Regions from separate parts of the Homo sapiens genome. Here all the other regions are linked to region 1. A link is an interaction called in ENCODE POLR2A ChIA-PET data of the cell type or tissue named here. Cell type or tissue: PC-9. All regions are shown on one strand. Each heading gives the region's core, and the rest is flanking DNA. Links, peaks and the distances in the headings are about the cores only.

Region 1 (8,150 bases), core at 1,202-6,201:
AATGATGAATCTGATGGGGAAAAAGAGTCTTAGGGCAATCACCACCATTTTCAAATCCTGGAAGATTGACATGTGAGAGAATACTGGTTTATTCTTGTTTGCCCCAGAAAGTGCTACCTAGCACAAACAGTGACATTTTCAAATGCAACTTTTGGCTCATTAAAATATACATATGAGGCTGGGCACGGTGGCTTATGCCTGTAATCCCAGGACTTTGGTAGGCCGAGGTGGGCGGATCACGAGGTCAGGAGATTGACACCATCCTGGCTAACACAGTGAAACCCCATCTCTAGTAAAAATACAAAAAATTAGCCGGGCATGGTGGCAGGTGCCTGTAGTCCCAGCTACCCGGGAGGCTGAGGCAGGAGAATGGCGTGAACCCAGGAGGCGGAACTTGCAGTGAGTGGAGATTGCGCCATTGCACTCCAGCCTTGGTCCTTGGCAGACAGGGTGAGACTCCGTCTCAAAAAGAAAACAACAACAACAACAACAACAAAAACATACATATGAATATTAAAACTAACAAAGGAAATGATCATCACTCAAAGAACTAAACTTTCTGCCTCTGAAAATTAATAGCAGACCATCTTCCAAGAATAATACAAATGATTTCATTGGGGAATTGGAGTGAAATTTAAGATCCTTTAAAATTTAGGATCCTTAAAAATTAAAAAATAAATAAATAAATTAAAAAAAAAAAAAATTAGGATCCTTTTCTTTTTTTCTTTTTTTTTTTTTTTTTTTTTGAGACGGAGTCTCACTCTGTCTGCCCAGGCTGGAGTGCAGTGGTGCCATCTCAGCTCACTGCAAGCTCCACCTCCCGGGTTCACACCATTCTCCTGCCTCAGCCTCCCGAGTAGCTGGGACTACAGTCTCCTGCCACCACGCCCGGCTAATTTTTTTGTATTTTTAGTAGAGATGGGTTTCACTGTGTTAGCCAGGATGGTCTCGATCTCCTGACCTTGTGATGTGCCCGCCTCAGCCTTCCAAAGTGCTGGGATTACAAGCGTGAGCCACCGTGCCTGGCCCTAAGATCCTTTTTAACTCTACAATTTTCTAAGACTCTGTGGTGCTTCTAGAAGCTCAAAGATCACTGAACATTTAAGATCCTATAACTGAGGATCTTACCCCACACTAAGGTTTTCAATCTCAGCACTATTGACATTTTGGACTGAATAACTTTGTGGTGGGAGGCTGTGCTGCTAAACATCTTAGATCCCTGTTTTTTTCTTATTAGATGCCAGTCATAACCCACCCCCCCACCTTCAACTGTTACAACCAAAATTATTTTCAGACATTGCCAAGTGCTCCCTGGGGAGTGTAAGAATTAAATAAAGAGGAGAGAAACACGAAGGGTGGCTCTACAGTCAACAGAGACAGGTTTATTTTAAACAAGCCTGAGAAAGGCTTCTGGCCGAGTTAGGTCAACGCCACACTCTCTTACAGACTGAGTTTTTAAGGATTCAGGGTGGGAGAGTTTATCAGAGGCTGAGACTGCTTCTGTGTCTCTTTGTTGTGCTTATATGGGAGGGAGAGTTGTGTATCTGTTCCCATACATCTGTCTGCAGCTGCAGGCATACCCCCGAGTCTGCTTTTGGCTTCCCTATCTTAGTGCACCTGAAGGAGAAGGAATGTGCTTATTAAGGACCACTGTTTTACTGGGGCCCATTGTATGAGGGTGAAGTTTGGCAGTTACCCAAGAGACTTCCCACCACCTCCCTCTGTGCCCAAGCTGTTTTATCTGTGTTTTACTGTCTGCTCTTTCTGGCGGCTTGTAGTTAGAAGAGAAGTGATTGCCTTGAAACGCATGAGGCTAGAAAGGGAGCTGGAACTTAAAGTGGTGGTGTTTGTCCAAGATGATGGTGCTCCTGCTCTCTCAGGGAGCAGAACCGCTCTTAGTTGAAAATCACTGCCCCAGACCAACTTCTCTGTATGCATCTACTCTTCTTATGAGGCAGGAATCAATATTTCTTGCATACTTCTACTGTTGCACTTAACACATCTAACAATCATCTATTGAGTGTCTACAGCATGCCAGGTACTGCATTAAACGCTGTTTCCATAGCAGTAAAGGAGACAGATCTGCTCCTCACAGAGCCCCATGATGGGTCGATGGAGTATGCAGGAGTTGAAGGGGGAAGAGACACCTGCAGACAGTTTATCACAGCCACATGTGTGCCTGTCGGTTTCTGCCATTATCTTATAAGCTTCTTAAGGATAAGAGTCATGACTTTTTAAAATCTTTCAATTTCTAGGGCTTAACAGAATACCTGGCATATACAAGGCGCTCAACAAATGTTCATAGACTAAATGAATGAGAAAGTAAGAGATTGGGGAAAGGCGAGAACTGGTAACAGCACATTAAACAACAGTGACAACAGCAACATCAATCATATTTAATTGACTAGGGAAAGAGAATAATTTATGTAATTAAGTTTTTATTGCATTTATGAAACATCTGTATCGTTGTATCTTTCCATGCATTTCGTGTTATATTGTTTTTATGGTCATAGTCCATCATCCTAACACATCTAAGAATATCTAAAAATATGGACAAGGCATGGGCTGCTATTCCTCTTTCAAGCACTTTACCTTAAGGTTAGCAAGTAAAAATTTGATGAACAGAAATGATCAAAGTAGGGCTTTTTTTATATGACTTGTTCGAACCAAGCATTTTGGTGTAGTTGGTCAAATGCAGCTTTACTGGATTTTGTAATCAATTTTAGGATGACATGAGGAATGGGTAAAAATTATACACATTAATGATAAAATTGACATTGTTATATTATATGTTCTGGGCCATTAAAATATTTCTCCATTGAAATACATATATCAAAATGTCCCATACTGGGAAATGACCGTAATTAGCTAAAAGGAAGTACATTCCTTATGGCACCAAAATGTTAAATGCCTTTCTTCTAAGTCATGGTGACCACACCTCTAACCTGAATCCATGTAGTCTGTAGTCTGAGATCTAAGGGAAGAGAAGTCTCTAAATAAAAATGGGAAGAGTCATTCCAGGCCAAGTGCAGTAGCTTACACCTGTAATCCCAGGGCTTTGGGAAGTTGAGGCAGGAGGATCACTTGAGGACAAGAGTTCGGGACCAGATTGCATGCAGTATAGGGAGACCCTCGCCTCTAATAAAAAAAAATGCTCCATTATTCATTTCATCTTTTTACCCTTCCTCCTGTGATTCTTAGTGTGAGGGCAGGGAATCTCAGTTTTATATCCTACACAATGCATAGCATCTTACTCATAAGAGGCACAAAATAAGGTTTTGTTTTGAGAGGAAAATGAAAGCATCTTGCAATAACTATTTAACTTACATCATGTATTCTACTATATTTTATCAATATTTATGCGGGTTATATTTCTAATTATATCTGTGCCTATCAGTTAGTTGTAGGTAACTTTTAATCAAAAGCCTGTACCTACCACACCCTAATAAAAACCTGCTGTTTTTGCTGCCCAGCACCCATTCACCTTCTTCTGGACACTATATTCCAAGTTCTCTAGGGAACCCCGCGTTCCCTACCCTGAGTGCCTGTACTTCCTCACCTACCTGCTCCTTAACTAACAGATGGGGCATGAGACCCAGATCAGAGTGTCACATGTCACCTTGCCCCGGCTATAATGCTTTTGTTATTGTTGTTAGGGCTGGGCATATCAGCCTATTGTGGCAAATAAGATGATGAGTTTGGTTTTTGTATTTTTCTGAAACTTTTGGGAAAGGTCGCTTCGCTTTTTCTTCACCTGAATTTGAGAGTATAAAGTCTAGAGCTGTTGTCATCACCTTGTGATCATGAGGAGGGAGACGTCAGAGAATGGAGTCTGTGTGGAAGAGAGAAGGAGAAGGGAAGAGCGGGAAAAGAGGAGGAAAGAGGGCAGAGAGAGAAGTTGGGTGCTGTAGACAGTGATTGAACCTACAACAAAGCTGCGCTGCCAGAAAGAGTGTGACCATAGATTTTTCATTGTTGTTGTTGTTATGCAAAACAATATATTCCCATTCCCATTTAGACTGCAGAGTTTTAGCTGGTTTTTGATTGATTTTGTAATCAATCTTAGGATGACATGAGGAATGGGTAAAAATTATACATATTAATGATAAAATTGATGTTGTCATATTATGTGTTCCGGGCCATTAAAATATTTCTCCATTGAAATAAGTATAGCAAAATGTCCCATATCTGGAAATGACTGTAATTAACTAAAAGGAAGTACATACCTCACGGCACCAAAATGTTAAATGCCATTCTTCTAAGTCATGGTGACCACACCTCTGACCTGAATCCATGTAGTCTGTAGTCTGAGATCTAAGGGAAGCAAAGTCTGTAAATAAAAGTGAGAAGAGTCATTCCAGGCCAAACAGTAGCTTACACCTGTAATCCCAGGGCTTTGGGAAGTCGAGGCAGGAGGATCGCTTGAGGTTTTCTGTCACTTTCAGCCTTGTCTGAACTTACACATGCTCCAAATCCCAATCACATGTTTTTCATTTCATAGCATATTTTGGTAATATGGACACTATGGCAATTTTAATGCTCCATGGGGGAGAATGAGTGATTCTGAACTGGAGTTTTATTATATATAACTTAGCATTAATTTGTCTAATATTAATATTTACTGATTCCCTATTATATGCCATTCCACAAAGAATTCCAAAAACACAAACCACACTTCTAAAAGCAATAACAAAAATTGCTTCTCAGAGATGGTTTCTTCCTTCTTATTAGGGCTGGATTCTTCTCACAACTATAGTTAGTGGGTTTTGCATTTTATATGGAAGAGTGTTACATAAATGGTAAATTTCATTTATATATAATATTAAAAATCATCCCTTTAGAAATATACACAAAGGAAGGAAGTTTTGACACTCATTTATAGTTTTTCAAATAAGTTTAATTTTACCTATTTAAATAATATTGTGAGAATTCCTTAGAATTTTTTTTTCCTTAAAATCATTGTTATGACAATTTAACTTGAGCTTCAGTTGGTTTTTACTTTCTGTATGAAATTTACACCTATCTAAAGAGGCACTAATTGTGTAGCATCTGTAGGGATGATAATGTTTGGCTTTCTGCTAGAGTGGAGTCCAATCTCATTATGGTTTCCAGGAACATGGAGTCTAGGAACATGCATGCAATGACTCTCAGCACCTCGGCTAGCATGCATTGTTAGCTGAGGTAAGCGTCTTTTCACTTTAGATCCACGGTCAGCTCAAACCAGTTAAGCTGCACATTAATAACCTTGGGAAAAACCAATCCTTCTCTGAGATCCCCAGAATGAGAGCCTAATAGGATTCATTTCATGCCCTAGGTCTCAGTTATCAATGTGGCACATTAGAGATGTATAGATTCTTCTATCTCAAAGCAGAAAAGTGGCAAAGTAGCTCCCAAAAATGTGTGAAATCATTTCAGTGGCTTCCCGACTCTACTTCAATATTGATCAACTTGGAGTCCCAGGATGCTTAGGAGGATTGTTCAACAAATTCAAGCTGTTTCTTGAGTCTCTAACTTTTCACAAAGGTTTAACAGAATTTGTCCAACTTGAGATAGGTTGCATGGGCTAAGTAAAATGTTAGACCTGCATTTGATTTGAATTATGTGAACTCGACATGCTAGATAGTTCATGTTCATCAGAAGTTCTGATTGGTAGTTATTTTGGTCTTTGATGAATGAGAAGTGGGGAAATCTTTCATTTAACAGCTTTTATTGAGTTTCTGTCTTGTACTAGTTTTCTTGATACAATGTAAAACTTAAGGTATGTAAGTAGCAGGAATAAGGAAATGAATCCTTGGGAATAAAGAAGTATGGAAACTGGCCGGGTGCGGTAGCTCATACCTGTAATCCTAGCACTTTGGGAGGCTGAGGTGGGCGGATCATGAGGTCAGGAGATCGAGACCATCCTGTTAGCCAGGTGTGGTGGTGGGAACCTGTAGTCCCAGCTACTCGGGAGGCTGAGGCAGGAGAATGGTGTGAACTCGGGAGGCAGAGCTTGCAGTGAGCCGAGATCGTGCCACTGAACTCCAGCCTGGGCAACAGAGCAAGACTCCATCTCAAAAAAAAAAAAGAAGTACGGAACCAGTGATAGCAGGTGACCTTTCATCTTGCAGATGAAGAAACCAAGGCCCAAAGTAGAATGACTTTGCCAAGATATCATTGGCTTGTGACTGAGCTGGAATAGGAACCTATAGATATTGATTGTATGTATTGCTTATCCCTTGATAGTAAAAGTGGAATACCTTTTATTTTATTTATTTATTTATTTATTGAGACGGAGTTTTGCTCTTGTTGCCCAGGCTGGAGTGCAATGGCGCGATCTTGGCTCACTGCAACCTCTGCCTCCTGGGTTCAAGCGATTCTCCTGCCTCAGCCTTCCTGAGTAGCTGGGATTACAGGCATGTGCCACCACTCCTGCATAATTTTGTATGTTTAGTAGAGACAGGGTTTCTCCATGTTGGTCAGGCTGGTCTCGAACTCCCGACCTCAGATGATCCACCTGCCTCGGCCTCCCAAAGTGCTGGAATTACAGGCATGAGCCACTGTACCTGGCTAGAATACCTTTATAATCCATGTTGGAGCATAAATGTACACAAAATAACACAGGTCAAGAATTTTTTTTTTTTTTTTTTGAGGTGGATTTTCCCTCTTGTTGCCCAGGCTGGAGTGCAATGGCGCGATCTCGGCTCACTGCAACCTCCGCCTCCCAGGTTCAAGCGATTCTCCTGCCTCAGCCTCCCGAGTAGCTGGGATTACAGGCATGCACCACCATGCCCGGCTAATTTTGTATTTTTAGTAGAGACAGGGTTTCTCCATGTTGGCCAGCCTGGTCTCGAACTCCTGACCTCAGGTGATACACCTGCCTAGGCCTCCCAAAGTGCTGTGATTACAGGCATGAGCCACCACACCCGGCCCAAGAATATTTGCTTTGAGCTTGCTGTCATGGTAGGAAGCCGGCATCAGCTAAATTTTACTAACGTGCTACCTGATTTGAGGGATCAGCAGTATGAGTAGGTGATGGAAACAGCTGCCTACATACTACTTAAAACCTTCCAGCCAGAAAAATATCTCCCTGCACCTGTCTGGCATAAAACCTAAGTCAAGTTGCAACTCATTCCTCTCGTTCTGTTTTCCCTTTTTCTATAAAATTCAGGTAAAATGTATGCATTTCTCCAAACTTAATTGCTATTCTAAAAAGAAGAGGTAGCTTTCCTCTTCCCTACTTTTCTCATCTACAAACTTCTAGGCTACTATCTTTTGTCTTTTCTATATTTGAACTTTTCTAAACAAACCACAAGGGTGCTAATGGTGATAATATATCTGGATAGTGAGATACGGTATTTTTAAATGTTCAAATCTTATAAAATAAACATATGCCGATTTTTCAAGAGTAATATAGGAGCTATTTAAAAATAATAGACTTCTGGCCAGACGCAGTGGCTCATGTCTGTAATCCCAGCACTTTGGGAGGCTGAGGAGAATGGATCACTTGAGGCCAGAAGTTCGAGACCAGCCTGGTTACCATGGTGAAACCCCATCTCTACTAAAAACACAAACATTACCCGGGTATGGTAGCAGGTGCCTGCAGTCTCAGCTACTGGGAAGGCTGAGGCAGAAGAATCCCTTGAGCCTGGGAGGCAGAGGTTGCAGTGTGCTGAGATGGTGTCAATGCACTCCAGCCTGGGCAACAGAGTGAGACTCTACCTCAAAATACTAATAATATTAACAATAGACTTCTTTAAAACAAGTAATATCAAATAGCATACTAGAGCATTGTTATCAATGTGTCACTTCAGCATCAATTGTTAAGTGCCTTGTATTATATTCGTATCACTTAAGATTTGACATGTAGTATATATAATAATACGACATTCACTAATTATGCTAGGGAAATGTTACAGTAATACTATGAAAGCTATTAATTTCTACTCCTAGAGGTGGCAGAGAGAAAATATATTAGTTCCATATAGGTAAGACAATATCTGTTTCATACAGTCATACCCACAGTGCTTAGCATGGTGCCTATCATAATATAGATGTCCAATAAATATTTGTTAAGTGAACAAACTGTTAAAGAATATTTATAGGGACTAGCACTATATTCTCATAAAAATGGACAAAATATGAATTGAGCCATCTCTCTATTGTCAGTA
Region 2 (8,150 bases), core at 984-5,983, 230 kb after region 1:
TGCACTCCAAAGACAAACTGAATTGCTAAACACAGAATATATAAGAGAATGCTTCTAATATAACATGCCAAAGGGCTTTGCTCTATAGTCATTAGGGAAGGTCAACTTTGGCCTGAAACCAACCTCTGTAAAAAAGATAATGAGTAGCCAGTCGTGGTGGCTCACACCTGTAATCCCAGCACTTTGGGAGGCCATGGGGGGTGGATCATGAGATCAAGAGACTGAAACCGTCCTGACCAACATGGTGAAACCCTGTCTCTACTAAAAAATATACAAAAATTAGCTGGGCATGTTGGTGCGTGCCTGTAGTCCCAGCTACTCGGGAGACTGAGGCAGGAGAATCACTTGAACCCAGGAGACAGAGGTTGCAGTGAGCAGAGATTATGCCACTGCACTCTAGCCTGGTGACAAAATGAGATTCCGTCTCAAAAACAAAACAAACAAACAAACAAAAAAACAGATAATGAGCAAAGTTGGTCGTGCTCAAAATGTGATATTGGTTAGGTGTGGTGGCTCACGCCTATAATCTCAGCACTTTGGGAGGTGGAGGCAGACGGATTACCTGAGGTCAGGAATTGGAGACCAGTCTGGTCAACATGGCCAAACCCTGTCTCTACTAAAAATACAAAAATTAGCTAGGCGAGTGGCAGGTGCCTGTAGTCCCAGCTACTCGGGAGACTGAGGCAGGAGAATCACTTGAGCTGGGGAGGTGGAGGTTGCAGTGAGCCGAGATTGTGCCACTGTGCTCCAGCCTGGGATAACAGAGCGAGACTCTGTCTCAAAAAAAAAAAAAAGTTTTGCACATTTGCTACTTTCCAGGCACTCACTTAACTTGGTGCTGGGATATACATTCATGTAAAAAAAAAAGATGTTACCCTGTTCTCATGGATCTTACTGTCATTTGGGGAGAAAGATATTATCATATAATATATAATTATGAACTGGTAAATATTTTGAAAGAAAAGCATAGAATGCTATGGGAGCATATAACCAATCATAACGGATCTTGAAAACTCACCCAGGTCTGAGTTCCAACCATCCCCATGGCCAAAGGAGCCAGGCTTATTTCCTTAAAGTAGGTAACCTGGTAGTCTGCTTAAGAACTCAGGTAAAGTCATTGCAGGTTCTCTTACACTTTTCTTTGTAAACTAGGCCTGGAAAGGGGATTGATGATGGGAGAAGAGCAAATGTAATTAAATTTCTTAGAGAAAACTGACATCCCTTAAAAATAGCAATATAAGTTATTAGTCCACTGTAAAATGTAAAAGACCTGAAGTTATTTTATCTTGACATATAAGTTCCTATTATGGAGACAAGAATTGCTGCTATGACATTATTATAATACTTGGTCATAAGTAACTATTCATTTTCTGTCTGTGCTTGAGTAGAACATGGTGAAGCACAAAGCCTTTTCTAGGGTCTTAAAAACTTCAGAGTGGCCGGGTGTGGTGGCTCATGCCTGTAATCCCAGCACTTTGGGAGGCTGAGGCGGGATGATCACCTGAGGTCAGGAGTTTGAGACCAGCCTGACCAACATGGTGAAACCCTGTCTCTACTAAAAATACAAAATGAGTTGGGTGTGGTGGCGGGTGCCTGTAATCCCAGCTACTCCAGAAGCTGAGGCAGGAGAATTGCTTGAACCCGGGAGGTGGAGGTGGCGGTCAGCGGAGATCACGCCATTGCTCTCCAGCCTGGGTAACAAGAGCGAAACTGCTTCTCAAAAACAAAAAACAAACAAACAAACAAACCCACACACAAAAAGCACAAAACTTTGATGTGTCACTGGACGTTCACATAGTGCCCTTCCTCCCTTTCGTTCCCAGCCCCTTCCCAGATTTCAAAGATCAAGGTAAAGGACTGTTTTATAGAAGTATTTTCAAAATAATTGGCTAAAAGGATTATAGTATTGTATTTAGAGCAAATCCACTAATTTAAAAATTAAGGCTGGGCGCGGTGGCTCACGCCTGTAATCCCAGCAGTTTGGGAGGCCGAGATGGGCGGATCAGGAGGTTAGGAGATCGAGACCATCCTGGCTAACGCGGTGAAACCCTGTCTGTACTAAAAATATAAAAAATTAGCCGGGCTTGTTGGCGGGTGCCTGTAGTCCCAGCTACTCCGGAGGCTGAGGCAGGAGAATCGCTTGAACCTGGGAGGTGGAGGTTGCAGTGAGCTGAGAATATGCCACTGCATTCCAGCCTAGGCAACAGGCAAGACTCTGTCTCAAAAAAAATTAAAAATAAATAAATAAGAAATTGATAAAGCAAGTTGCAATTTCATTATTATATAGACCTTTTGGTAAATTAAAATTCTTAATTATTTTCTCTGAAAATAACTTGATCAAAGAATCTTCAAATAAAAGACATAGATATCTTACCAGATTAGAGAAGACTTTCTGACACTATCTAGATACTATCAACGTAGCATTAAACAATTTTTGAGACTATTTGAAAAACTAAAAGCTTTTATTGTTTTTAATTTTCTTATTATTTTTTTTGAGATGGAGTTTCTCTCTCGTCGCCCAGGCTGGAACCTCCATCTCCCAGGTTCAAGCGATTCTCCTGCCTCCGCCTCCCTAGTAGCTGGGATTATAGGCTCCCGCCACCACCCCCAGCTAGTTTTTGTGTTTTTAGTAGAGAACAAAATCTGGCAGTCTTGTCTTGAACTCCTGACTTCAGGTGATCCGCCCACCTCTGCCTCCCAAAGTTCTGGGATTAAAGGCGTGAGCCATCGAGCTGGGCCTGCCTAATCGTTTATGTAAATCAAGAACTTAGGTTGAAGGAAACTGATGATTTACTATGTATATATATTTTGTTGTAAACACCATTTAAGAAACAAAATATTTTGGTCTCAACTCTTAAGAAATTTTTTTTATTGAACAAGCTAAGTGTGGGTTGTTAATCTCAGTAGTTAGCTCTGGGATTGTCTCAGAAACAATACTTTGGGGCTGGGTGAGGTGATTCAAGCCTGTAATCCCCGCACTTTGGGAGGCAGGAGGATCATCTGAGATCAGGAGTTCGAGACCAACCTGGCCAACATGGCGGATCACCTGAGGCAGGTGATAACCTGAGGTCAGGAGTTCAAGACCAGCCTGGCCAACATGGTGAAACCTCATCTGTACTAAAAATACAAAAATTAAGGCTGGGCATGGTGGCTCACACCTGTAATCATCGCATTTTGGGAGGCCGAGGTGGGTGGATCACCTGAGGTTAGGAGTTCAAGACCAGCCTGGCTAACATGGTGAAACCCCGTCTCTACTAAAAATACAAAAATTAGCCAAGCATGGTGGCGGGTGCCTGTAATCGCAGCTACTTGGGAGGCTGAGGCAGGAGAATCACCTGGGAGATGGAGGTTGCAGTGAGCCGAGATCGTGCCACTGCACTCCAGCCTGGGCGACAGAGTGAGACTCCCTCTCAGAAAAAAAAAAAAAAGAAAAGAAAAAAAATTAGCTGGGCGTGGTGGTGTGTGGCTGTAATCCCAGCTACTCCGGAGGCTGAGGCATGAGAATCGTTTGAACCCAGGAGACGGAGGTTGCAATGAGCTGAGATTGTGCCACTGCACTCCAGTCTGGGTGACAGAGCAAGACTCCCTCTCAAAAAAAAAGAGAAAAGAAAAGAAAAAGAAACAATACTTTGGAGCATATCATAACCTGGGTTCATGGGTGGTGGGGTTGGCCAGGAAGACAGGAATGGTGTCAGTGATTTAGTTAGAGCCCAGCAACTGTGCTGTTATAAAGCTTAGGCAGGAGGCAATTGTTCCTAAGGTCCTATTAGCCAGCAGAAAAAAAGCTAGAAACAATTAGGGAGGTCAGGATTCAGACAGAAGACTAGCATGAGAAAAGTGGGTAGGGTGGGCCTCTGTCCTGGAGCAATCTAAGTTCTAGGCAGAGAGCCAAGGCAAGTATCTTAAGTTTGTGTAATGTCTTTCCACCTACAATGTATATTCAAATGTATTAATTTGATAAATTCTCACAACAGCCTATTGAAATAACTCTTATCTCTCCTTTTGCTGGAGGAGTTGACTGACTGAGGCTCAGGGCAAAGTTATATATCCTGTCCATTGTCATATATCTAGTGAGAGTACAACCTTCTGTTCTTTGGCACAGTGTTTGTTGCCTCTTCAGGATCACTTCCCCCTTTAAATTTATTTCATAATTATATTTACCATTAGAATGTTAACCTTTTTTTTTTTCTGAGAGGGAGTCTCACTTTGTCACCCAAGCTGGAGTGCAGTGGCGCGATCTCGGCTCACTGCAACTTCTGCCTCCCAGGCTCAAGCAGTCCTCCCACATTATCCTCCGGAGTAGCTGGGACCACAGACACGTGCCCAGTTAATTATTTGTATTTTTGGTAGAGATGGGTTTCACCATGTTGCCCAGGCTGGTCTCAAACTCCTGAGCTCAAGCAATCTGCCTGCTTTGGCAGATGGATTACAGGTGTGAACCATGGCGCGAAGCCTAGAAAGTTAACCATTCTTTTTTTTTTTTTTTTCTGAGACAGAGTCTCACTCTGTTGCCCAGGCTGGAGTGTAGTGCCATCATCTTAGCTCACTGCAACCTCTCCCTCCTGGGTTCAAGAGATTCTCCTGCCTCAGCTTCCCAAGTAGCTAGGACTACAGGCACATGCCACCATGCCCTGCTAATTTTTTTGTATTTTTAGTTGAGATGGGATTTCACCATGTTAGCCAGGATGGTCTCGATCTCCTGACCTCATGATCTGCCCACCTTGGCCTCCCAAAGTCCTGGGATTACAGGCATGAGCCACCGCACCCGGCCATACCATTCTTATCTTGTGTATCGCTCACCTCACCCAGCAGTCTCTAACAGGCAACTTCTGTCTCTTTTGCTAGCTCCAGCTTATCTGTCCATCTCCTAAATGTTGGCATTTTTTAGGTCTAGGTCCCGGGCACTCTTTGTTTTTTCACTGCTCATACTCTCTCAGAGCGACTTTACCCACCTTCATAGATTCAAATGAAGTACTCAAAGGAATGAGTATCTGTACTCATCCCTTGGCTTATAAATGGTTTATTTATGAATTTTTCACTTACAAAGATATAGCTATTTGTATTTATTTATTTATTTATTTTGAGACAGAGTCTCACTCTGTCACTCAGGCTGGAGTGCAGTGGCATGATCTCGGCTCACTGCAACCAGCCTCCTCGTTCTGGACTCAAGAGATTCTCACGCCTCAGCCTCCCCAGTAGCTGGGATTATAGGCATGTACCACCATGCTTGGCTAACTTTTGTATTTTTAATAAAGACAGGTTTCACTGTGTTGGCCAGGCTAGTCTCAAACTCTCTGGCCTCAAGTTGTCCACGTGCCTGAGTCTCCCAAAGTGCTGGGATTACAGGCATGAGCCACCACACCCAGCTGACAAAGGTATATCTATTTTTAAAATTTTACTTACAAACATTTTTCAACTTAATCCAGAAAACTCTTCTTTTTTTTTTTGTTTGTCTTTGCATACTGAAGTTATGCTCTGTCATTGGAAGAGAAATGTATAGCTAACCACTACTATTGTTAGGTAGTGAATAAGTGGGAGTAGTGAATAAATATCTAGAAATAGATATGAATTTATATTTATTCCATGTGGATCAATGGCTCTAGAATGAACAAGATAAAGTTTGAACCTGGGAATTTCAGAGCCAGTACTTCAGATACTGGTATATGACTGATTTAAGTTGTTTTTGTATTATAACTTACAACATCATGACCAACTCTAAATGTGAAGCATATAAATATGTAAGGGAAAATTCTTTTTATTGAAAAATTAAAAGTGATAAACTGAAGCAGGACAAATAAATAAAAACATTAGCTTCACCAAAGAAGATATACAGATGACAAATAAGCATATAAAAAGATGCTTCACATAGGCCGGGCATGGTGGCTCACGCCTGTAATCCCAGCACTTTGGGAGGCTGAGGCAGGAAGATCACGAGGTCAGAAGATCGAGACCATCCTGGCTGACACAGTAAAACCCCGTCTCCACTAAAAAACACAAAAAAATTAGCCGGGCATGGTGGCGGGCGCCTGTAGTCCCAGCTACTTCGGAGGCTGAGGCAGGAGAATGGCATGAACCCAGGAGGTGGAGCTTGCAGTGAGCCGAGATCGCACCACTGCACTCCAGCCTGGGTGACAGAGCGAGACTCCATCTCAAAAAAAAAAAAAAAAAAAAAGATGCTTCACATTATATGTCATCAGGGAAATGCAAATTAAAGCAACAATGAGATACCACTATGTACCTATTAGAATGGCCAAAATCCAGAAAACAAACAACACCAAATGCTGGTGAGGATGCAAAGCAACAGAAACTCTTATTCGTTGTTGTTGGGACTACAAAATGGTAGTCACTTCGGAAGGCAGTTTGATGATTTTTTATGAAGTTAAACATACTCTTACCATATGATCCAGCAGTCACACTCCTTGGTATTTACTCAAAGGAGTTGAAGACATGTCCACAAAAAAACCTGCACACAGATATTCATAGCAGCTTTATTCGTAATTGCCAAAACTTGAAAGCAACCAAGATACCCTTCAGTAGGTGAATGGAGAAATAAACTGTGGTACATCCAGATAATAGAATATTATTCAGTGCTAAAATAAACGTGTTATTAAGCCATGAAAAGACATGGAAAACTTGAATGGATATTACTAAGTGAAAGAAGCCAGTCTGAGGTCCGGGCGCGGTGGCTCACGCCTGTAATCCCAGCACTTTGGGAGGCCGAGGTGGGCAGATCACGAGGTCAAGAGATTGAGACCGTCCTGGGCAACATGGTGAAACGTCATCTCTACTAAAAATACAAAAATTAGCTGGACGTGGTTGGCGCACGCCTGTAGTCCCAGCTACTCGGGAGGTTGAGGCAGTAGAATCGCTTGAACCGGGGAGGCAGAGGTTGCAGTGAGCCGAGATCACACCACCGCACTCCAACCTGGCAACAGAGTGAGACTCTGTCTCAAACAAAAAAGAAGCCAGTCTGAAAAGTACGTACTGTTAATTTCAACTATATGACATCCTGAAAAAGGCAAAACTATGGGAACAGTAAAAAGATCAAGTGGTTGCCAGGGGATAGAGGGGAAAGAGGGAGGAATATGCAGAACACAGAGGATTTTTATAATAGAGAAACTACTCTGTGTGATACTATAATGGTGGCTACACGTCATGATCAATTTATCCAAACCCACAGAACCTACAACACCAAGAGTGAACCCTACTTTAAACCAAGGACTTCGAATGATAATAATGGGTCAATGTAGGTTCATCAGTTGTAACAAACATACCACTCTATGGGATGTTGATAATGGGGAAGGCCATGCATGTGTGGAGGCAGGTGTATATGGGAAATCTCTGTACCTTTCTCTCAATTTTGCTGTGAACCTAAAATAGCTCTTAAAAATAAAGTCTATTATTAAAAATAAAGAAATAAGTGGGATCCCTCAAATTCAGACAAGCTTTGATTGTCACCCCAAAAATTAAAAAACAATTAGGTCTGTTAAGTGCTTGGATAATATAAAATTGAAAAAATAAGAGATTGTTAGGTTTTTGTGTTTTTTTTTGTTTTTTTTCCAGACAGAGTCTCACTTTGTCACCCAGGCTGGAATGCAGTGGCGAGATTTTTTTTTTTTTTTTCCAGACAGAGTCTCACTTTGTCACCCAGGTTGGAATGCAGTGGTGAGATCTCGGCTCACCACAACCTCTGCCTCCCGGCTTCAAGTGAGTCTCCTGCCTCAGCCTCCCGAGTAGCTGGGATTACAGGTGTGCACCACCACACCCAGCTAATTTTTGTATTTTTAGTAGAGACAGGGTTTCACTATGTTGGCCAGGCTGATCTCGAACTCCTGACCTCATGATCCGCCTGCCTCGGCCTCACAAAGTGCTGGGATTACAGGCGTGAGCCATCACGCCTGGCCTGTTAGGTCTTAGTAATACTATCGCTGAACTGTGTCTAAGGCTAAGCCTAAATTGTTGGGATTTCCTGAAGCTTTTGATGCTGGAGAGAATGCTTCCTTGAACTTCCTAATTATATAGCAGAAGGTGATGTCTTTGAAGCCTTCACGAAGGCAATTGAGGGAGTCCAGCGAACTAAAGAGTAGAGTTCAATGGGCATCACAGATTTCAGATTCGAGAATATTAGTCTTAGGTTATGGGATAGATTG
Region 3 (8,150 bases), core at 984-5,983, 530 kb after region 1:
TCAGAAATGCAAAAACCTGAAAAGACATCTCAAAAGACCAATCTTAGGTTCTGTAATAGTGATGTTATTTGCAGGAGTAATTGGGGAAGTTGCAAATCTTGTGGCTAATTTGTTAGTCCTACAAAGGCAGCCTAGTCCCCAGGAAAGAAGGGGGTTTATTTAAGGAAAGGGCTGTTATCATCTTTGTTTCAAAGTTAAACTATAAACTAAGTTCCTCCCAAAGTTAGTTGGACCTGTCCCCAGGAATGGACAAGGGCAGCTTGGAGGTTAGAAACAAGATGGAATCTGTTAGTTTAGATCTCTTTCACTGTCATAATTTTGTCACTGTTAACGTTTGCAAAGGTGGTTTCACTGTAGACTTTATAAACACCATATACTTAGACTATACTAAGTTTATTAAAAATATTTTTCTTTCTTTAGTAACAAATTAACCTTAGCTTACTATAAGTTTTTTACTTTTTGAAGTTTTTAATTTTTTTGAACTTTTGACTCTTGTAATAACAGCATAAAACACACTTTGTACAACTGTACAAACATATTTTCTTTATATACTTATTCTATAAGTGCTTTCTATTTTCATTTTTTCCCTTTAAACTTTTTAATTTAAATGAAGACAGAAACACAATACCCTAGGTCTACACAGGTTCTGGATCATCAATATCATTATCCACCACCTCCACATCTTGTCCCACTGGAAGATCTTCATGGACAATAACACGAAGCTCTCGTCTCCTGTGTTAACAATGCCTTCTTCTGGAATACCTCCTGAAAGACCTGCCTGAGGCTGTTTTATAGTTAATTTCCTTTTTTACAAGTAGAAGGAGTACACTCTAAAATAACGATTAAGAGTATTGTACAGTAAATAAATACAGCAGTAACAGAGTCGGTTATTATCATTATCAAGTATTATGTACTATACCTAATTGTGCTACATTTTTGTATGCCTGGCAGTGCAGTAGGTGTGTTTCACCAGGATCACCACAAACATATGAGTAATGTGTTGATCTATGACATTACCAGAGCTACCATGTTGATATAAACAGGAGACAGGGAAATACTGGGTAGAAGAGGGCAGTTCCCTGGCAAAAGCCTTACTCCCAAGCCTGGAAACCTGCAGTCCTAAATGGGAATAGGCATTCCTGTTTGTGCATCCAAATGTTGCCTTTTGGCCTGCCATGCCCCTCTGTCCTGTATCCATATAAACCCCAAATCCCAGGCTTGATGAGCAGATGAGCAGACAAACAGAAGAGCAGAGGAGCAGAAGAGTGGTGCTGCAGAGAAAGAGAGAAGAGAAGGAGCATCTGAATGTCAAGAGGAGTTTGGATGGGGATGGTCAGAGAGGAGATCAGCTGCAGGACAGCCAAACTCCAGGGGAAGATCATCTCTCACTCCATCCCCTTTCCAGCTCCCCACCCATCCTGCTGAGAGCCACCTCCATCACCCAGTAAAATCCTCACATTCACCATCCTTCAAGTTCATGTGTGACTTGATTCTTCCTGGACACTGGACAAGAACCTGGGTACCAAGAGGGCACTGAGCTGGTTAACACTTAAGCCATCTGCGGATGGCGGAGCTAAAAGAGCACTGTAGCACACCCACTGGGGCTTTGAGAGTCACAGGCACACACCCCTAGATGCCACCGTGGGATGGGAACCCAAAAGTGCTCGCCCTGGCTCCTGCACCTATCTGTCTACATGCTCCCTCTCCTATAACAGGCTTGCACAGCAGTGACTGCGCAACAGATGAGCCACACCCCTTCCACATGTCTGCAAGGGGTATCAGGGAACTCTCCCCTTTCAATGTCAGTAGGTAATAGGAATTTTTTAGCTCCTTTATAATCTTATGATACCACCTTTGTGTATGTGGTCTGTCATTGACTGAAGTGTCGTTATGTGGTACGTGACTGTATTTATTGAGTGGATGGTCAATTGTATGAGGTACTTGAATAATGAGTGGTGTGAACCTTGGTTTTATGACATCTTCTGAGAGCTGCTTTCAGGTGGGTATAAGAAGAGATATTTCTAGTCTAGGTCCCCACTCCTTTTCTTAGTTCCTGCTTAGTGGAGGTGTTAGAAAAAAAGGTTGGACTCTGGCACTATTTTCCTCCATTGGTTATATGGACTCAAAGCCATAACTTAAGGAAGAATGTCTATTTTTAGATTTGGTGACTGATTTAGATAGGTTGCTACAGAAAGTGGTACAAAGATATTTCACACATAGAATATCAAATCCAGGGTGCTTTAGCACTGCATTCCAATGGCCTGGGATGGATGGGTGGAAGCCCTGGCAAGCTGAAATAAACCAGGGCAAGCTCCTCTTTGGAATTCACAAGTCTGACAACTGGTGACTCAGGCTCTAGTCAGGAGACCTGAATGTTACGTCTGGCATCACGATACCTTAGTTTACAGAGATTAATCTAACAGGCCTTCAGTTAGTTTGCTTTATTTTAAAATTCTGCTTAGCTTTTTGTTGCCTACTAAATTTCTCCTGATGTATATTTAGATGTAGGTGAAGGCTGTAGATGTATGCACTACCAACACCAGCTTCTGGGAGGGAACATTTTCCCACTCACAAGCAAGTGAACTTTGCTTTCTCCATGAAGAAGAATGACCTGCATGATGGCTTTCAGAAGTGGAGAACATGGCTCACAGTTCCCTCCACAGTTCCTCCATGGCCTTTGGTTGCATCTTCTCTGAATGGAGGAGCTTGGGTTATGTGAAAAGCAGAGCTACCAGACTACATAAATGTTTTAGTGAGAAGGCAGCAAATTAAAATATCAGAAATTTTGAAAGGAAAGGTTTATAATAGTTAGATTTAAAACATACTTTGAGGCCAGGCAGCGTGGCTTACGCCAGTAATCCCAGCACTTTGGGAGGCCAAGGCGGGAGGATTGCTTGAGGGCAGGTGTTCGAGACTAGCCTGCACTACATAACAAGACCTTGTCCTGTCTCTATTAAAAAAAAAAAAAGGAAGGAAAGGGAAGAAAAAGTGCTTTAATATTCAGAGGCATGAGAGATGCAATGAGTAATATAGGACCTTCTCTAAGGACACTGGGGGAGCACTCTACAGAGGTGGTTCTAATCTAGCCTGGCAAATCTCTGTTCCCTTCATGCCTTGTACTTCCTTCTTCTTTGTGACTTTGCTAATGTTATTCCTTCCTCTTGGACAAATTTCCTATACTAACCAAAAGGCCCCAAGACACAGGGGGAAATGTGGTAAATCTGAGACTGGAAGGAAATTACCATCTAATGTCACTCTTGTACAGTATAACTATTGTTAATATTATTGCTGGGGTCACTCATTTATTCATATCACAAACACTGACTGAGTGCCTATTATTTGCCAAGCATGGGCAATAAAGAGTTGAAGACCAACAAAGCCCCTGCCTTCCCAGAAGCTTATTTGCTTGTGGGGAAAATAAACAGTGGATCAATTAACAAATAAGTAGATAACATAATGTCACGGCCAGGCGTGGTGGCCTCATGCTGGTAATCCCAGCACTTTGGAAGACTGAGGTGGGAGGATCACTTAGGCCCAGGAGTTTGAGACCAGCCTGGGCAGCATAGGGAAATCCCATCTCTACCAAAACAAAACAAAACAAAACAAAACAAAACAAAACAAACAATAAACGAAACACATGGTGGCGTGTGCCTGTAGTCCCAGCTACTCAGGAGGCTGAGGTGGGAGGATCACTTGAGCCCAGGACACAGAGGTTGCAGTGAGCCAACATCTCCCCACTGCACTCCAGCCCGGGTGACAGGGTGAGACCCTGTCTCAAAACAAACAAACAAACAAAACAACCAAAAACCAAAAAAAGTAATGTCAGATGGTGACTGTTTTGAGGAAAATAAAGCAGGGTAGGGGAACTAGTGATAACTGGTAGATTTGGGTTTCTCCATCTCTGGCTGCTTTTGCATCCTCAGTAAGGTGAGAGTGGCAAAGGAAATTCCAGGTTGACTTTCGGGTTCAGTGAATTTTCTACCCCGTGTCTCTTCACTGCCCTTTCCCTCCCCAGAACCTCTAAAATCTGATCCTTAGATTCTGCAATGTAAGTCAGCTTCCTTCTTCCTGGTTGCCAGCTCACTACATTCTTATTCCTGGATAAACCAAAAATCTCTTCCTTGTTTTCATATTTTCAAAAAGATGTAGAAATCTCTCACCTGCTCATGTTCCTTCCTTTTTGTCTTGTTGGTATATATACCTTTTACAATTCTTTCACTACCAAATGTAGTTGGATATTGGGATGTAGTCACAACAAACACATAAATACAATTCACCATTTTTAAATGGACTTATTCATTTAGTCTGCTTAAAATTGAGATAATAACACACGCACCAGTTGGGTTTCTCTGAGAACTCTGGGCATTTTTAATCCTGGCAATTTTTAAATTGCTTAGCAGTAAAACAGTCAGACAACAGCACCTATTGTTATAAATCCCTGCCTCTTCTTACCTCAATGAGGCTATCCTTTCTCTCTATCAATTCTGTCAGCAGAATTAAGAAGAGCCATTGATTTCCAGTTTGTTCAGCGTTTTTCTTCTTAGGATGGGAGTGATGACTTCTAACCTCTTTACATCTAGAGACTCAATTTAAGTCTACTTCTTTCATTCAGCCTTCTCTCTTCATTTTCAGCTGCCTGGAATGTCTTCTTTCTCTCAGTTCCTATCTTTGACATTAAAAATCACAGTACTTAGTTATATTCTACCTCACACCAATCATTTTACTTGTTAATATCTTTTTTCCTAGTTAGATTGTGACATTTTGGAATAAAAGAAAAATATCCTTTTTTACTTTATAGCTCTCCAGATTTCATTAGATTAGTATAGATTCGAGTGCCTTTTATATATCAGGCAATGCCTAGTGTATAATATTTTTACTTATGGGTTTTAGCATTTAACTTATTTAATGATCACAACATTCCTATGATGTTATTTGTTTTCATAATTTGTTGAAATGAAAGCTGATGGTCAGAAAGGTTAAAAAGTTGTCTGGTCATAATTTTTGAGGAGGCAGAGCTAGGTTTTGAACGCAGGTCTGTCTGATTCTGAGAATAATCCTGTGCTCCTTCAGCTGAACCACACAGCCCCTCTTAGTGCTTTGTCTCCATAGACACTAAGTGTATTCTTGTTGATTGAGTGAATTAACGAGTGAATTATCTGGAGCTCTTTCTGCTTCTGTTTTCTTCTCTGTACAATGAGGATCATCACATGAACCTGATCTAAGAATAGAATAGTCCAACTGAGTTCCCTTAATTTGGTAACCAAGAGAGAGTAGAGTTAATTAACTAGAACCCTTTGCCATCACTTCTCTCTAAACTTTTCATCATTTTCCTCTAAAAGTCCGGTCCTGAGCTCTATTACAAGATAGAACATTTTAGCCTCTATCGAAGAGAGCACTATTAATATTTTATGGCATTGGCTCCTTTTTTCCTAATACTGTGGGATTAAAATAATGTTTACTAAATTCTGGATGTTCGATTCCTGTTTTTTCATGATATTTTATAATCCAGGCCTTCTTCATAGAGACACAGGGCTATGTTTTATAACTGCCAGGGTCAAGCAAAGAACAGCTTGTGTGAGATACTTAAAGAAATAGCTAAGCAGTAACTTCAGACCTTCTGTATATTTTCCTCAAAATTTTCTCTCAGTTTTTGTCTCCCTACAACTCATTTTTAGAAAACAAAAACATAACACAATTTTGCCCTTTTAAAAGATAATACAGCTGGGTGCAGTGGCTCACGCTTGTAATCCCAGCACTTTGGGAGGCTGAGGTGGGGCAGATCACCTGAGGTCAGGAGTTCAAGACCAGCCTGGCCAATATGGTGAAACCCTGTCTCTACTAAAAATACAAAAATTAGCTGGGTGAGGTGGCGGCAGGCGCCTGTAATCCCAGATACCCGGGAAGCTGAGGCAGGAGGATCGCTTGAACCTGGGAGGCGGAGGTAGCAGTGAGCTGGAATTGCACCACTGCACTCCAGCCTGGGCGAAAGAGTAAGACTCTATCTAAAGAAAAAAAAATGTACTATAATAATTTACAAAGTACAGAAAATATCTAAAGGAAAAGAAATAACATCTCACAACCTCATCATCTAGATATGACTGCAAAAATTTTGGCATATTTCATTTCAGCTTTTAATTAATTTATTTTTGCAGAAGACATTTATTTCAGATATTCTAACTTTATAATCTGTAGAATTTTAATGATATTTTTGTATGACATCTATCATAAACATTTCTGCATGTCATTGAAATATTTATAAATGTTATTTTTATTTAAACAATGCATAATTGATATAACCCTTCTCTTAAAATTGGTGATTTCACATACCTGGGGATGAGCCGATGTGAAACAAAAGAGAAAGGGTAAGAGATAGCTAGTCTCTTGACTCATTTTTTTTTTTCCATATGACTTGAAAAAAAGAACTTATCTTAGAGACCTCTAGAATAGTTAGCACAAATAGATTTCTCAATGTGGTTAAGATGAAATACAGATACTGAATTTACTCTTTTATGTGAAATAAATAAAAACTGGATAAGATATATATAGCAACAGTTTTCAAGACATTATACCTCAGACAACAAAGGATAATGACCTCTGAGAGAGGGAAAACAAATTAGGTGAGCCTGTGATTGCCCCAGTTTACTGCCTGGAGAGAGATTCCAGGCCAGGGTGCAGAGAGAAGGGTTGCGAATGGAAACTATTGCTCTTTCTGAGTTAAGGAGAGAGACCTGAAAGTCTGCAGGTACAAAGATAGCTGCAATTCATGAGAAAGAGTTCCAGAGAAAAGAAAACTGAACAGAGAGTGAGCTCTGGATTTCTGTAGTGTTCCTGCTGACTCTTCTGCTGAATCATGATCAGTGCATGTGTGTGGCTGGAGAAAGAACCTCTGAAAAGGTTTAGAGGGACAAATCCTTAGAATCACATAGGCCTGGGAATAGCTCCTCTTTCCACCAGAAAGAGTATAAAAACCATGAAATTCATGGGACATTAGGTAGAGTACTTAGAAGGGTTTTGCTTCAGCAGTGAGAAAAAATTAGTCCTAGACCAAATGTTGCTCTGATCCTAACAAAACTTAAAAAATGAGACCCTAAAGGATAAAACTGTTTCCAGGTAACTTAAATATATACCAGAACAAAGCCGAAGACTATAGGAATATGAAAATATCTAGCAGTCAGTAAGGTAAAATTCATAATGTCTAATATGCAACCAAATATTACCATGAATATAAAGAAGCATGAAAATAAATACCCATAATTCCAAGAAAAATCAATTATACATAATTGCCCCATCAATGACACAGATGATGTAATTAGTAAACAAAGAGCTAATTATAACTGCCAACTCTAGCCATTACACATGTTCAAGTGGCTAGAGGAAAGATCAAATCACGACACAGAAGAAATAAAAAGACAATAAAATATGTACAGATGAAAATTACAATATCTGAGATGAAGCATAAGCGAGATGGGATTCGCAGCAGATTAGATATAGAAGAAGGATTAATGAACATCAAAACATGTATGACAACAGTAGTATAAAGTCTGTAAGAAAAGAAATGGAAACATACTGGTATAAGGTTTTACACTATGTATGAAATGGTGTAGTATCACTTGAAGAGAGACTGTGACTAAAGACCACTGTAACCTCTTAGGGAAAGAAAAATATCTTTTTCTACCCATCCTGGGTTCACAGCTGAGGCCACTATAACAAAAAACAGATTAATAACACAGAAGCATACACATTTACTTAATATAAGTGTTATGTGACACAGTAGCCATCATAAGGAAAGAAGACTCAAAGAAACAGATCTGAGTATTTTTATAGTAGGTTTGATGAAGAATGGATAGTCATGGAGAAATATAATGGGGCATATAATACAATGGGGTTATGATCTAATGGTAGTAAACTGGGGGAAATTTAGCTGGGTTTGCTTGTTCAGATTTTTCTCCTTGACCTTTTGTCGTGAGAGACAAGGATGTTTCTTTTCTCTGGGTATAGGGAGGGCACCTCTCACATGAGGGACTTATGATCTGCTTCAGAGAAGTGCCAGGGAAGAACAGAGTGACCGTCCTGCTTCTGCAGTTTTCTCAAATTCATACAGCTTAAAATATTTAACATGCTAAGGTGTTACATTTTGGGGTAGTATATCT

The links. ChIA-PET counts read pairs that join two places held together with the same protein. Peaks named below come from ENCODE experiments on the same cell type or tissue, not always from the same donor. Only the 100,000 strongest peaks of a DNase experiment are listed, where the experiment ranks them.
Region 2: POLR2A ChIA-PET joins it to region 1 with 7 read pairs; 2 of 35 experiments call an interaction of 5 or more read pairs at or near these places.
Region 3: POLR2A ChIA-PET joins it to region 1 with 6 read pairs; 1 of 35 experiments calls an interaction of 5 or more read pairs at or near these places.

Annotation. Positions count from the first base shown.
Region 1 is chr9:72,136,518-72,144,667 of GRCh38, forward strand. It overlaps a transcript of GDA not described here. Among named protein-coding and RNA genes, the nearest start is that of GDA, 8.8 kb to the right of the region's middle. In PC-9, for the core only: no CTCF peak of the experiment used is centred there; DNase peaks (open chromatin) are centred at 2,924 and 4,264; H3K27ac peaks cover 2,556 bases.
Region 2 is chr9:72,367,503-72,375,652 of GRCh38, forward strand. No RefSeq gene overlaps it. Among named protein-coding and RNA genes, the nearest start is that of ZFAND5, 6.4 kb to the left of the region's middle. In PC-9, for the core only: no CTCF peak of the experiment used is centred there; no DNase peak of the experiment used is centred there.
Region 3 is chr9:72,663,304-72,671,453 of GRCh38, forward strand. The region is part of intron 5 of TMC1 (transmembrane channel like 1); the gene reads left to right. Among named protein-coding and RNA genes, the nearest start is that of TMC1, 150 kb to the left of the region's middle. In PC-9, for the core only: no CTCF peak of the experiment used is centred there; a DNase peak (open chromatin) is centred at 4,088; H3K27ac peaks cover 581 bases.